Regions from separate parts of the Homo sapiens genome. Here region 1 is linked to region 2. The links are chromatin loops, found by intact Hi-C in ENCODE. Cell type or tissue: MCF 10A. All regions are shown on one strand.

Region 1 (8,000 bases), 71 kb before region 2:
ACCTTTATGAAAAAAATTACAAAATATTATTAAAGGGCATAAAATCACTTTTGAATGAATATATAGACTCATAAAATATAAATATTTAAAAATATAGAATGGGGCTGCTTAATATGGTACAGATGTCGTTTAAAAATCTGTAAATTCAGCATATGTGTGTAACTCAATCTAAAATAAATAATTGCTGGAACAATTGGTTATCCATATGAAATAAACTAAAACTAGAGCTCTGTTTCAGAATTTAATCAAAAATTCCAGGTGGGGAATATATATCTAAATTTGCATATTTGAAGATATGCATAGCCTGCTCCTTAAGACCCTTGAGCAATATTTTTTATATGTTATTTTGTGTAACTCGAGGCATATACAGATCTGTTCACACACAACTGAAATATGTCTCAAGAAACAATACTTTTACCGCATGAAGCACACTTAGGTATTTTATACTTTTATTTCATTTTTTAAAAAAGCTGTGTATTGATTTCATTGCTTTCTGAGTATAGCTTGACAAAAATTAGCTTCAAGAAACTCTTGTATGTGTGTGCAAGGAGAGAGATGTATGTGGAAATTTTAGCTAAACCCTGCAAGTGCTTCATCTCTAGTGGCAGAGGAAAACATGTATGTGGTTAATTAAAATACAAGAGGAACCCCGGGAGGTGCTATAGTTGAGATCTGTGGGGGACATAGACAATTCACAGGGAGTCAATAAGGTTTGAGATGATTGTTGAAAGAAAAGTAGAATCTGGCTAAAATAAGGAAGAATGGCTTTTTATAGGGTAGAAGACACAAGGTTGAGCTGAGATGGGAGACATTTAATTTTTTGACACTTGGGCAGGGAGGTATGTATGTCAGGGACAAAGTGCAAAGAAACAGCCTTCAACTCCGTGTTCTGTCTGGGTTATTAAAATGTGGAAACAGATTCTGTGACTTTCTGGTCAGCCTATTAGGAGCCTCTTTGGAGGCCTTTTCAGGTTTGCTCACATTAGGAAAAGGATCTGGAAGGCAGTGACAAAGAATAGTTGCAGTTGAGCTTTTTTCAGCTGAAGAGATGACAGATGTTTTTTGGATTTATTGCGCTTGAGCCCGGTCTGGACAAATGGAGGTTGTGAGATCTTGTGGTCCCAACATGCCGTTCCTCGACTGGGGCCCTGGGCTGAGGCCCTGGACTGTATGCGCTCAGTGGTCAGCTGGGCCACTTCAGCCTACCTCTTATTTTTCACAAAGAGTAATTGTCTCAGTAGGAAAGTTTTTTCTGTGTCATTTGTGCCTTTAAGAAAATTAAAACTTAAAAGAATGTATTTGAATAAATGTGAAAGCAAATAGATAATGCCTGATTCTTACCACATACTAGAGTTTAGCTGTTTTTTTTTCATCAGTAAAATTATAAATTTCTCTGCTAATTCCACTGTCGTTCCACAGACGACTCCATGAGGTCAGAGGCCATATCATTCTTCTTCATGATGAAACAAACACAGAACTTTATAGTAAATGGCTGGTGTGGTTATATTTGCCATAAGTGTAAATCTTTCTGAATTATGTTTTAAAACTAATGTTATTATGGATTGAATTTCTATATTTATACCAGATTGATCTTTCTCAAAAATGTAACTAATGATGGAAAACTTTTAAGGAATGCTTTGGCATTATAGTATTTAAAGAGTTAGCACTGCTCAGAGTAGATACTAAAGTAGGCAAAAATAGAAGTTTCAAACTTACTAATGATTTTATGGTTAAAAAACTATTTTCTGCTTAAAATGCTTAAATTGTTAGACTATTGTCTTCAGTTATTGTTTGGTTAAATTTTACTTCAGATTTTAAGTTTTAAGCCTTTGATTTTAGTGCTTTTAATATTTTCCTAAAAAGGAATGTTACTTGTTAATATTAAGTTACAAGTTATTGTGAGGAACAATTCTTTTGTTGGTACGATGTCTCTCTATTAAAGTCTGTGCAAGGGCATCAGAAGCAGTTTAACTGCCAATAAAGATTCTTCCTGGTGTTTAGAGTGCTACACAGAATTTTGCAAAGCAGTTTGGCATTATGTTTGGTTTTAAAATGTGTATAATCTTTGATCTGGCAGTTTTACTTCTGGTACTGTGCCCTAACAATTTAATTGGTAAGGTATAGACAAAGATGCATGATTAAAGATGTTTTTCACAGTATATACAATCTTCCCAAGACTGGAAACAAAGGAATGGTTCAGTAGTTTTGGTAGACGTGTATGATGAAGTGCCTGCTAAAGTGATATTTTACAGTGTTTTTAATGATAGGAGAAGATGTTTATGAAAAGAGGGATCTCAAATTATATCTGGGTAAAAATTGAGAGGAAATAAATGGAGTTATTTTGGTTTATCTGTGGATACTAGGGCTGTAAAGAATTAGTTTGTTTATAGCCCTGTGATTTACAGATAATGAACAAATATTATTTTGGTAATCCGAAGAAAAATAAATACTACTTTTCAAGCAGAAAAATCACCAGTTGTATGTTAATTTTGGAAAGTTGGCTCTGTTAAAAAGGAAGATGGGTTGAGTGGGGAGAGGGATGTGGCGCCACAGATAGATGGCAAAGGATATGGTTAGGACTGTTGTGGACAGGGGGTTATATAAGGGAGACACCACAGAAAAAAGCAGCATCTTGTTTCAGGGATGGAAATTGAGGCAGTAGTGACAGAATGCTCCGTGATGCTGACCTTGGCAAATAGGTATGGTTGGGGCCAAAGTAGCATTTGGCGTTGGTGTGATATTGGTTTGAAATCCCAGAAAAAATGTACAGGCTTTCGTAAACCAGATCATCAGGCAGTGTAGATTCTTGTCTGGATTCAAGAAGGGCATGAGGACTGTTGTAGCTGGAGAAAGAATAAGATTGGTGAGAAAAGTGGGTATCACTCGCTCAAAGCCACAGGGTTTATAACTGATGGAGCTGGAACTTAAACCAAGCTCTCAACTTTTAAGACTATGCCTTTAACTACTACTCTGTACTTTTCAAATTCTAGTGACAGGAGTGAAATATTATTTAGTTAGTAAAGACAAGCGTATAATGGCAACAGCAGATACAAGTCCCTCATAATGACTTGACTTAGGATTTTTCAACTTTATGAAGGGTGTTTTGGATATTCCTCATCGTGAGTTGAGGAATATCCGTAATATGTTTTAGAGATTTTTGTCGAAAACTGGTGTGTGGGTTTAGTAAACCTTTTTATTAGACCAGTTAGCTCACATGAACTTTATTTTCTGATTCTGCCAAATAAATACTGCTAATATTTTTTGAAGTAATGATTTATAATTTATTTTTTCATTTTCTACTCTTATTTACCTCCAGTACCAAAAAATTATTGTATAGCTCTTCCTGCCCCTGACCCCACTTTTTGAAAGGATTAGACTATTGTAAAGGGAAACCTTTAAAACATTTTAAACAATTCAAGATGGCTTCTGAAACAAATGAGACACATCCTGGGATGACATCAAATCAGGGCTGGGGGTCTGGATGTCTTGATGGAAAAAAAAAATGGTTAAAGTGAGTCTTAGTGAAAACAATATAGTGACATTCAACTGGAGTGGTAAATGGTATGCTAGTTTTAGATTCTTTTGGTGGTTTGTTTCATATACTAATAAATGATTGAAAGACTTTGTTTTAGCTAAGTATGACAAGCTAGACTTTTTTTCTTAATGTTAGTTCTTTTACAATTTAAATTTGAGTTTTTGAACACTTGTATTAACTCTTTTTTTCTTTTTTGAGATGGAGTCTCGCTCTGTCGCCAGGCTGGAGTGCAGTGGTGCGATCTCAGCTCACTGCAACCTCTGCCTCCCAGGTTCAAGCGATTCTCCTGCCTCAGCTTCCTGAGTAACTGGGATACAGGTGTGCGCCACCACGCCCAGCTAATTTTTGTATTTTTAGTAGAGATGGGATTTTACCATGTTGGCCAGGCTGGTATCGATCTCTTGACCCTGTGATCTGCCCGCCTCCGCCTCCCGGTTACAGGTGTGAGCCACCACACCCGGCACAAGCTAGACTGTTAAAATCGTAAGTGGATCTAAGAATTAGGAAAAACAAAACTACTTATTCTGTATATAAAGTATTTATTTTATAGCCACATTTAAACTGCATTATTTTTCCCTATGTTTAGTTTTTTGCCTGCTTATTTTAAAAACATTAATCACTTGATTAAACCGTATTTCATTTTTTATGATTAAGTCAGATACTATTTGAGTTCTTAAACTTCTCCCTACTAAGTAGTGATGAATAGGCTATTTGGCTTACATGGCTCTAAGTCAGGTGTACACTGGTTAGGAATTTTTGCCTGTTCTTGCCACCAGTTTGTGGCTGAGTCATTAGCAAGATTCTTTACTCATGAACTCCTAATACATAGAAACATTATCTCCACTAAATAAACAGAATTTTGTGTGCTTTCACACGGTACCTACATATTTTGGGAAAATAAATGAGTAGGAAATATTACTCTTAAATACTGCAAATTTGAGTAACATTTTAAAAGTTTATGATCACTGTCAGATTATGAAATCAGAGTATTAGATTGTAGGCTTAAATAGTTTACCAAGCATTAGGCATATACTTTTTCACTTGTGATTTTTCATTCAACATCTGTTATTTAATGTCTAAGTAAGGAGCTCTACTAAGTACGTAGGGACTAAGGCTCAGTCTGTTCTTAGGCACATAGCTAACGTCATACTTAGTAAACAGGGAGTGGCTTCTAGCACTTAAAAGCCTGAAAGGATCTTGCATATAGGAGCAGAACCTAGTGAGTAAAACATAAGTCTTCTTGAAGATCATTAGTTTTAAAGGGAAGGGTGAAAAAAGTAATTCTGTTATAATGATACATAGGCCTGGCCTGAGTGGGGCTATTTAGTTTCTCCAGTGAAGAAGTCTCCGTATTCCTGTCCAGGGCGTAGACATGAGCCGGGGATATGTTCTGGGAGCAGAGTGGAGTAAGGAGACTAAGATCCTGGTCTGATTCTAACTGTTCATCATAAAGACTGTTTCTTAGCCCAGTACTATATATCCTTGTGCCTAGTGTCTCCAAAATGTTCCGTCTTCTGCCTTGGAAAAGATTGTGATCTGGTTACACTGGAGGTGTGGGAGTGTGGGAAGTATGCGCCGACCACTCCATCCAACGAAGCTATGTGTCTCCAGCATCATCCCCCAGAATGTCTCCCCCGCCCCTGGTTGTAGTGCTGAAGCTCTTGTGGTCCCAGGGTGGACTGTTTTCTGGTCAGTATCTATTTCTGCGGCCACTTTTGCTTATAGCTGCTTATGTTCTTTCTAGTTGTCATCTCTTCTCTATTCTCATTATTTTTTTAAAAAAAATTGTTGAATTTCTTGTTCCTTGATTTTTTTTCTTTTATTTGTTCTTTGGGGTTTTCTTCTTTTTCTTTTCAACTACGAAGGAGAAAAGAAAAATGAATAGGATTTATCAGTCATATTTAAGGTGTCACTCAGTCCCCAGTCATGCTTAAATTATAACTCCCTTAGGCATGCTTTTCTGAGTTGGAACTCTAAATACATTGTGGTATGATTATTTATATTTTAATAGAATTCACTAAAAATTAGTTTTACTTCACTTGTAGTAGGTGATTGAAAACTGATTCATGCAGTAACTTCTTAGGAAACATCATTTATTATAAGTGGAGGTCCTTTTCATTAAACCTTTTGGACCATTACAAATTCTTATTTCTATCTGCCTTTCTTTACCTACGTCTATTTGTATCTACTTTCCTTACTTGTGTTTGGACCATAAACTCACGTTAGTGCATTGCCAGTTGACACCCGTTAGAGATGGTAATGATTCCTTGGAGCATTGATTCTTAACCATGGGTGTGTATCAGTCACCTGGTGACATGCTCCCAGGCTACATTCCTGACCTACTGAGTCAGAAGAATCTCTTGATTCTCACTTTTGCATTTTGAAAAACTTCCACTTGTTTGTGCTGTATAGTTCTATTTGAGAACTATTGTGTTATAGCTTCCGAAAGAAATAGATTTAACTTTGTGTAGCATTTTATTTCCTAGCAAATTAACTTCAAATTCTTCACCCCAGGGTGTCAAAATCTGGTCTCAACCTTTCTCTAGCACTTCTGCCAATATTCTCCTTTGGGTACCTTGTGTGCCGGCAGAAGTGGATGAGCCCTTTCTTGCTGCCATACCTTCTCCTGCTCAGGCCATCATGTCCTCCTGCCTAGAACGCCCTTTCCTAGCTAGATCTATTGACACCTTTTTCTTCGTCATAGGCCTCTTCAATTTTCTCTCCTTTCTTTGAGAATTTTTAGGCACTCAGCCAGCTGGAGAGAACATGTATACCTTTCCACATGTTTTGTTTTTGCTATTGTATCCCCTGGGAATTATACAGGAGACTGGAAATTGGATACATTGAATATGCCTTGAGTTAATTAAAGAAGTAATGTTATCAAGCTACGTTCTGCCTTGTTTTATGCTCTAATTTTTATTTCTATCTGATCTATCTGTTAGATTCCTGGTACCATGAGAAAAGACTCATTTTTTTCTCATTTTAGCAGTAAAATAGTTTGAGCTTTGTAAGTATTTCTTGAACAAGTAAATAAGGAATATTCTCTATACTTGGGATAATCCTGCAGAATTTGGAACTGTGGGTTAGAATCACAAGATTCATGACACAAGGGAAGGAGAAAATCAGTTCTGAGAGTATCAGTCTGCATTGGTGGGATGCTTCCACTGGTGGGGCTTTAGTCCTGCTCTGTCAGGTATATGGATTTGATACATTTCAGGACAGTCTTCATTTGTCAGATACAGTTGTGCTGTATGGCACAGTGTCTTCTGTGTCTTCTGTGAATGCAAGAGAGAATAATTTATAGTATTTGGTTTCATGGGTGCTAGTCTCAGCACCACTGTATGTTTTGAATTTCTATTCCGCTTAATTAGGTAAGTCACTTTTTATGTTCAACTTTAAATCTTTTTTTTTCTCACCAAATACTGCCTTTGTCATATTGCCTTGTAGAAGTATGTGATAATTAACTGTTTGTAACCTTCTCAAGAAATCTCTTAACTAATCATGATTATAAAATACATAGATTTAGAAGCAGAGGGTTGTTAGGTGGTGGGATCGATGTTGACCTTTGCAGTTAGGATAGTCAGAGATGAACAGAGAGGAATGGGAGGAACTCCAGATATGCCAAAAGGCCTGTAGCAGTATCGTGCGTAATGTATCAAGGTGTATTTATTGGTCACAGCTGGAACCCTGAATAAACAGTTTTATTGTCACCACATACCAGAAGAGTGGGGAGGTGAGGATTAACCTTTATTGAATGCCTACCATGTACACAGTTACCATGGCAGGGGATTTATGTGTCATCTCTTTTAATATTTACAACACTCTAATGTGCATCAGAAGCCTAGAGAAATGGTCACTGGCTTGAGTTCTCATGGATTGGTAAGTGATGGAACAGGTATTCAGCCTAACCTAGAGCCTTGTTACCAGAAAGCTGTACATTTGGACTGTGGCTTGTATCTTGACTCTCCAGCCCTAGGATAATTAGTTGCAACTTTACCATGACTGTAACAGTTATTTTGTTGTTGTGGTGGTGTCTCTCTCTCTCTCTCTTTTTTTTTTTTTTTGGAGACAGGGTCTCATTCTGTTGCCCAGGCTGGAGTACAGTGGTGCGATCTCGGCTCACTGCCAACCTCTGCCTCCCGAGTTAAAGTGATTCTCCTGCTTCAGCCTCCTGAGTAGTTGGGACCACAGGCGCGTGCCACCATGCCCTGCTAATACTTGTATTTTTTTGATAGAGATGAGTTTTCACCATATTGGCCAGACTGGTCTTGAACTCCTGAAAGGAGTTTTTGGGGGGTGATAAGAATCTTGAAAAAATTACCTCCTTTCCTTCATCTCACCAGTCACTGAGTTCCTTTTCCTGGAGACAACCATTATTGGCTTGTTGCTCCATCCAGTGCTTAGGATGTCTGTGTAAAACAAATGATACATAGCATACACAGTGCTCTGCATCTTTTTATTCATC
Region 2 (8,000 bases):
AAAGTCCACCGCTTATCACCAGTAGCAGAGCATAATTTGGAAAGTTGCTCTCATTCTATTTCTTTTTACAGTTCAGAATTTTGGGGGAAGCTTTGCACTCTGGGCTGTGAGCAAGGCCAGGGAGACAGTCTTTAGAGGAGTCTCCACATTATGCTTGACTGTTCCCCGACTTATCTACAAGATTACAGGACCTATTTCAATCAAGTTGTGGTGGAGAGGAGCAGATTTGTGTTGCGAAGACCAGTAATAGATGGTATCTGACACAAATGTTGATGTACAGAAAGCAAGCTTTGAGACCATTTTAACCAAGCCCCTTATTTTGAAGATGAATTTGAGGTTCAAGGAAAAGAAGGAACTTTCTCTGAACCTGTAGCTAGTTAATTTGGAATGGGACTCGGGGCTTCTAGCTCCCAGCCCTAGACTTAGCCTTCTTTTCCGCACTGCTGCTGAACTCAAAGTCTGACTTTACCCAGAGAAACCTGGCACTTGTTCCTCATGTGTGTGAAATGGCTCCCTGAGTGGGATGATTGAGAGTCACGTCCCTGGCTCGTCTGGGCTTAGGTTGATCTCAGCTTCCCTGGCAGCCAAAGGATCTCTGCTGCCTCCTGCTGCTAGCACCAAGTATTAAGGTTTTTTGTTTGTTTTTGAGACGGAATCTTGCTCTGTCACCAGGCTGGAGTGCAGTGGCGCGATCTCGGCTCACTGCAACCTCCGCCTCCTGAGTTCAAGCAATTCTTGTGCCTCAGACTCCTGAATAGCTGGGATTACAGGCATGCACCACCACACCCAGCTAATTTTTGTATTTTTAGTAGAGATGGGGTTTCACCATGTTGGCCAGGATGGTCTGGATCTCCTGACCTTGTGATCCGCCCATTTCGGCCTCCCAAAGTGCTGGGATTACAGGCGTGAGTCACCGCGCCCAGCCGTATTAAGGTTTTTAGGCAAGAAAGATGAACATACTGTGATTTGACAAGTAAAAGCAACAGAGGAAAGAATTAGTAAAGACTTAACTCTGTCAGATTTTGCAAGGGGAGATCTATCCATGGGGATGAAACATGATTCCTTTTGGTTTGTGTTTTTGTTTTTCCCATTGTCACAGTTATCCTGTATAAATAATTGTAGGAGTTCTCGTCAATGTTGGTTGATTCTGGGGTGCATTATTACTTAAAACTTCACTGGAAAGACAAATGTTATTTTTGAAAATAAAACCATTTAAAAATAGTAGTTCTGGCCAGGCATGGTGGCTCACGCCTGTAATCCTAGCACTTTGGGAGGCCGAAATGTGTAGATCACCTGAGGTCAGGAGTTTGAGACCAGCCTGGCCAACATGGCGAAAACCCCGTCTCTACTAAAATACAAAAAGTAGCTGGGCATGGTGACATGTGCCTGTAATCCCAGCTACTAGGGAGGCTGAGGCAGGAGAATTGCTTGAACCCAGTAGGTGGAGGTTGCAGTGAGCCAAGATCGTGCCACTGCACTCCAGCCTGGGTGATAGAGTGAGACTCCATCTCAAAAAAAGAAAAAAGTAGTTCAAAATTAAATTATGGAATCAAAGTTTTGTTGCTGGGATGTACCATACGGGTTATCAAGTATAGTCCTTTTATATTAGAAATGGAAACAACTGAGACCCAGATAATTTTTTTTTTTTTTTTTTTGAGACAGAACCTCACTCTGTTGCCCATACTGGAGTGTGGTGACACGATCTCAGCTCACTGCAACCACCGCTTTCTGGGTTCAAGTGATTCTCCTGCCTCAACCTCCTGAGTAGCAGCGATTACAGGCATGCACCACCATGCCTGGCTTATTTTTGTATTTTTAGTAGAGAGGGGGTTTCACCGTGTTGGCCAGGCTGGTCTTGAACTCCAGACCTCAGGTGATCCACCTGCCTTGACCTCCCAAAGTGCTGGGATTACAGGTGTGAGCCATCGTGCCAGCCAACCCAGAGAACTTTAATAAGTGACTTAGGAAGCTGGATGTGGTGGCTCACACCTGTAATCCCAGCCACTTGGGAGGCTGAAGCAAGAGGATCACTTGAGGCCAGAAGCTTGAGGCTTCAGTGTGCTTTACTTACACCTCTGAATAGCCACTGCACTCCAGCCTGGGAACATAGCGGGATCCCATCTCTAAAAAGAAATTAATTTTTAAAAAGTGATGAAAAATCATAATTCAATAAGTCAATATCAGTACAAGTCTTCTGACTTAGATACGTTTTACCATTTAAGTTTCTTGTGTGCTAGACTTTGTTTTTGTGAGTTTTCCGTAGATTATTTCTAAAGCTTATTGCTACATTTGTGTGTAACAGGTGTTTCCCCCTCCCATAGATGAGAATGAAAGCTCAAACAGCTTAAACAGCTTGCCCAGGGGTAACACAATGAGTAAATGGTTGAGCAGTAATTTAAGAGCAGTCTGAATCCAAGGTCATGTTTTTAACGCTGCCCTGTTGCCATTTCCTTTAATGGTTTCAATTATCTTAACTAACTTTATTTGTCCCAGTGGCAAAGTATTTTTCTTGTGTTTATTGCCCATTGCTGTTTTAGGAAAGTTAGCCTAGTTGAGTGCAATAGCCAATTTTTTTTAAAAAAAATCTGGAACTTTAAGTTTTTACTGAGATCACTTCTTGCTTGTCATGAGGTGCATCATTGTCATTGGGACCTCATGTGAACACATTTGCACACTGAGGCACATTAACTCTTAACTGTGCAGCCTCCCGCACAGTGAATCAACCTTTGAACTGTGAAAGAAGCCAAGGTGGAAAGATAGGACAACTCTCGTGCATGAGAAAATGGTCAAATATATTTTAGGAAAGAAAGATACTGACATTTTTACCTTGAGATAGTATTTGATACCGAAATACAATTTTAGTTGGAAAACGATTTTTCAAAAATCGTATTCCTTTGACCTCTATGGGCTGGACATCATCAATGTGCCTATCCATTAATTTCTTGTACTTTTCAGAATCTCTTTTGTTGTTCAGATATAGAACTCCACATATTATTCAGTTTGCACCAGGAAGATGCATGAATGTCGTTGAATAACATGAGCCCATTGGATTGTGTTTCCTTCAAAAGTATAACCATGTTCTCCATGGAAATATTTTACATCATGTTATCTTTCTTACTATTGGTCCTTTGACATTTTATTTGCTTTTTTTCTTTTTTCCTTTTAGACAGAGTTTTATTCTGTCGCCTAGGTTGGAGTGCAGTGCCATGATCTCAGCTCACTGTGACCTCCGCCTTGTGCCTCAGCCTCTTGAGTAGCTGGGATTACAGGCGTGTGCTACCTTGCCTGTGCCACTATGCCTGTGCAGTTTTTTTGTGTTTTTAGTAGAGACAGGGTTTCGCCATGTTGGCCAGGCTGGTCTCGCACTCCTGGCCTCAAGTGATCTGCCTGCCTCGGCTTCCCGAAGGGCTGGGATTACAAGGCAAGGCTGAGCCCGGCCTTGACATTTTAAATGTAATTTAAACATATCCTAATTGCAGTATTATCCAAAACAGTAAATATTCTAAGGCAAAAAATGTCTTAAAATCTTATCCTAGTTTTATCTACTTCACTGGTACTTACTAGGAACTTGTCAGTATCTTATTAAATCATATTTGCCATGCCCATGATTCATCTTGGTTTTTTTTTTGGCCAATTACCCCACCCGTCATACTCATTTCCTGTCCTGAATTGGTAACCTCTGTGAGGATATGAGGACTGTAAGCAACATGAAGCCTGGGAGCTTTTATATATCAAACACCTGGAATAATGGCATGTGATAGGAGCTCAGGCGATGCACATTCAGTGAATTTATGTAAAAATACTCTGTAAGGTAAAGTTGTTTTAAATGTTTGTAGGGATTTTGATCGTTTTTAAGAGGTATTCCTGTTTTCATTTTCCTTGTAAAATCTTTGTTCCCTCTCACTTCATAATGCTACTTTAACTTCTACTAACAGTAGGCTAACTACTAATAGCTTACTGTTGATCAGATGCCTTCCACTGTCGATTAAACTGGGAATATTTCAGTGTTGGATTGAAGGAGTGGCCTGCCCCTCCACACCTGTGGGTATTTCTAGTCGGGTGGGACGAGAGACTGAGAAAAGAAATAAGACACAGAGACAAAGTATAGAGAAACAACAGTGGGCCCAGGGGACTGGCGCCCAGCATACCAAGGACCTGCACCGGCACCGGTCTCTGAGTTCCCTCAGTTTTTATTGATTATTATCTTCATTATTTCAGCAAAAAGGAATGTAGTAGGAGGGCAGGGTGATAATAAGGAGAAGGTCAGCAACAAACACGTGAGCAATAGAATCTATGTCATAATTAAGTTCAAGGGAAGGTACTATGACTGGACGTGCACGTACACCAGATTTATGTTTCTCTCCACCCAAACATCTTAGTGGAGTAAAGAATAACAAGGCAGCATTACTGCAAACATGTCTCACCTCCCACCATAGGGCGGTTTTTCTCTCATCTGAGAATTGAACAAATGTATAATCGGGTTTTATACCGAGACATTCAGTTCCCAGGGGCAGGCAGGAGACAGTGGCCTTCCTCTATCTCAACTGCAAGAGGCTTTCCTCTTTTACTAATCCATCTCAGCACAGACCCTTTATGGGTGTTGGGCTGGGGGACGGTCAGGTCTTTCTCATCCCACGAGGCCATATTTCAGACTATCACATGGGGAGAAACCTTGGACAATACCCAGCTTTCAAGGGCAGAGGTCCCTGCAGCTTTCCACAGTGCATTGTGCCCCTGGTTTATTGAGACTAGAGAATGGCGATGACTTTTACCAAGTATACTGCTTGTAAACATTTTGTTAACAAGGCATGTCCTGCAGAGCCCTGGATCCCTTAAACCTTGATTTCATATAACACATGTTTTTGTGAGCTCCAGGTTGGGTCAAAGTGGCTGGAGCAAAGTGGCTGGGGCAAAGCTACAAATTAACAACATCTCAGCAAAGCAGTTGTTTAAAGTACAGGTCTTTTTCAAAATGGAGTCTCTTATGTCTTTCCTTTCTACATAGACACAGTAACAGTCGGATCTCTCTTTTCCCTACATTGGATGATGTGAAACATATAACACTTCCTGTCTCTTGTGAACAAAATGCCTATTCAATTCATTGTTTGAATGGTCATTGATGTAATATTTGCTTAACATTTGGAATTTCTAATGCTTATATGAGAACATGATCTGTTTTGTAAAAATAAATTTTGTTTATGGAAATAATTGAAAAAATTATTCTCCAGTGGAAATAATTATAGAAAAACACTGACCTTGTATTTAGGTCACTGACACTGTAAGTTTTTGATTGTTTTAATATGAGAAATATGAATATCTTGGTTCATCACTTTCTTTTAGTATAATGCTGTAGGGTTGTCTAGATACCAAGGCTATTTTCTATTTAAATCAAGCCCCCCTTCTCTTGCAGTGTTAAAAATGTATGGACATCATTAGCCATCAGGGAAATGTAGATCAAAACTACAACAAGATACTTCATATCCACTTGGGTGGATAAAGTAAAAAACGATAGTAAGTGTTGTTCAGGGCGAAGAATTGGAACCCTCATACATTGGTGATAGGAATGTAAAATGGTGCAGCCACTGTGGAAGACACTTTGGCAGTTCATCAAAAAGCTAAATATAGAGGCACCATATGACCTAAGTACGGTAACTCCTAGGTATATACCTCCCCTCAAAAAAAGTATGTTCACACAAAAATGTATACACGAGTGTGAATAGCAGTATTATTTTTATAGCCCCTAAAGTGAAAATAACCCAAATGTTCATGAGGTGAAGGGATAAACACAATGTTGTATCTCCATACAGTGGAATACTGTTTGCCAATAAGAATAAGCGAAGTACTAATACATGCTGCACAAGAGTCAAACTTGAAAACATTATGCCAGTTACAAAAAAATACTTTATATGATTCCATTTATAGGAAATGTCCAGAATCAGCAAGTAGATTAGTGGTTGCTAAGGGTTAGAAGGGGTAGGAGAGAGATGGGAAGTGAATGCTGATGAATATGTTGTTTCTTTTTGGAGCAATGAAAATGTTGTCATTTAAATAGTGGTGGTAGTTGCCGTGTGTGGTGGCTCACGCCTGTAATCCCAGTACTTTGGGAGGTCGAGACAGGTGGATCACAAGGTCAGGAGTTCGAGACCACTGGCCAATATGGTAAAACCCCGTCTCTACTAAAAATACAAAAAAAATTAGCCAGGCGTGGTGGCATACGCCTGTAATCCCAGCTGCTTGGGAGGCTGAGGCAGGAGAATTGCTTGAACCTGGGAGGCGGAGGTTGCAGTGAGCCAAGATTGTGCCACTGCACTCCAGCCTGGGTGACAGAGCGAGACTCTGTCTCAAAAAATAAATACATAAAAAATTTAAAAAATAAATAGTAATGATAGTCGCACATCTAAAATCCATTGAATTGTATACCTAAAGGGGTCAATTGTATGATACATGAATTACTAGCCTACTGTTGATCAGAATCCTTAATGATCACATGACCAATTAACATGTATTTTGTATGTGTGTTATATAGCATATTTTTACAACAAAGTAAGCTAGAGAAAAGAATGTTAAGACAATCATAAAGAAGAGAAAATATACTTACTATTCATTAAGTGGATAGATCATATGAAGTAGATGATCATAAAGGTCTTCATCCTCATTATCTTCGCGTTGAGTAGGCTGAGGGGTTGGTCTTGCTGTCTCAGGAGTGGCAGAGGTGGAAGACAATCTGTGTATAAGGGAACCCATGCAGTTCAAACCTGTGTTGTTCAAGGTTCAACTGTATGTAGATGCATTTGCTTCCACGAGCATAAATAATCTCTGAAATTATACACACTGGTTGCTTATGGAAAGGAGAGCTGGATTCCAATGTGGGTAGGCATGGGAGGGAGATTTTTACTAAATATCCTTTTGTGTTTATCAAACTTTGTACCCTGGCATTGTATTACATGTTTTTCAAATAAATAAAAGTTATATAATGAGATATTAATAGCTTATCTTCTCTCTTGATTTTACTATATCCAGGTCCTTCAAGGGTTAGATTACTTACACAGTAAGTGCAAGATCATTCATACTGACATAAAGCCGGAAAATATCTTGATGTGTGTGGATGATGCATATGTGAGAAGAATGGCAGCTGAGGCCACTGAGTGGCAGAAAGCAGGTGCTCCTCCTCCTTCAGGGTCTGCAGGTGAGGGAGCTGAGCCAGCTTCATTTCAGTGTGGGGGCATTGGGAGCTTGCAAAGTTGCAGTTGTTGAAGGTATCTGAATCAAACGTTACACATAAGGAAGATTTTGGAAAAGTTTAATTGCTGGAAATAACTGCACCCTTGAAATGGAAAATGCCCCAGCTACATTATATTTTAATATTGGAAGTATTTACTTTTGTCCCCCTTTAAAAGGCCATTTAAATTTGTAGTTGCTGCTTCATCTATATTTGAACAGTTTTTTCTGTTGCCAGCTTCTCTGCAGAGGAGAACATAGTAACAGCTTTCCTGTAGCTGACCTTTAGTCATCAGAATATTTTTCTGGCTTCAATTTTGTGTACATAAATTCTTGTTGTCCATTTAGCATAGCTATGTCAACCTGAGTTGTATCAACAGATTTGGAGTTAGTTAGAAAAGGCCTGATGGTGGGGGAAGAAGATCAAGTGACCTGAGTATTGGGATATCTTTATTTCTGGGGCGGGGTCGGGGAGGTGGTGCAGTGAAGTGTGGACTGTGCTTCTCACTCTTCGACACCATGATCTGTGCCTTTGTGTGTTGTCAGGCAAGCATGGATACTAAAGGGCTGAGGCTCCTGGGACTGCCTGGGGCTCTCTTCACATCTCCTTTACTGCCATCAGGGTGTTGTTTAGATCATGGACCCAGCCTGTTAAGCTTTTGACCCTGGTGTAGGGGTTTAATCATGTGATTCCTAGACTATTTGCTGCATACCAACTGCAGTATTTGATTTAAATTATAGAAAGCTTGCAAAATAGATTCCAAATATCGATGTACATCTAC

The links. A loop is a pair of places that touch in the nucleus more often than their neighbours do. Peaks named below come from ENCODE experiments on the same cell type or tissue, not always from the same donor. Only the 100,000 strongest peaks of a DNase experiment are listed, where the experiment ranks them.
Region 1: a loop joins it to region 2, with 5 times the contacts of the local background. A loop is called at or near these places in 3 of 110 quality-filtered maps.

The regions. Positions count from the first base shown.
Region 1 is chr7:105,216,255-105,224,254 of GRCh38, reverse strand. The region is part of intron 2 of SRPK2 (SRSF protein kinase 2); the gene reads left to right. Among named protein-coding and RNA genes, the nearest start is that of SRPK2, 170 kb to the left of the region's middle. In MCF 10A, no CTCF peak of the experiment used is centred here; a DNase peak (open chromatin) is centred at 4,294.
Region 2 is chr7:105,145,679-105,153,678 of GRCh38, reverse strand. SRPK2 (SRSF protein kinase 2) reads left to right here. Exons shown (of 16, transcript NM_182692.3): 8 at 7,021-7,186. Among named protein-coding and RNA genes, the nearest start is that of KMT2E, 140 kb to the right of the region's middle. In MCF 10A, a CTCF peak has its summit at 598 (motif pointing left); a DNase peak (open chromatin) is centred at 3,638.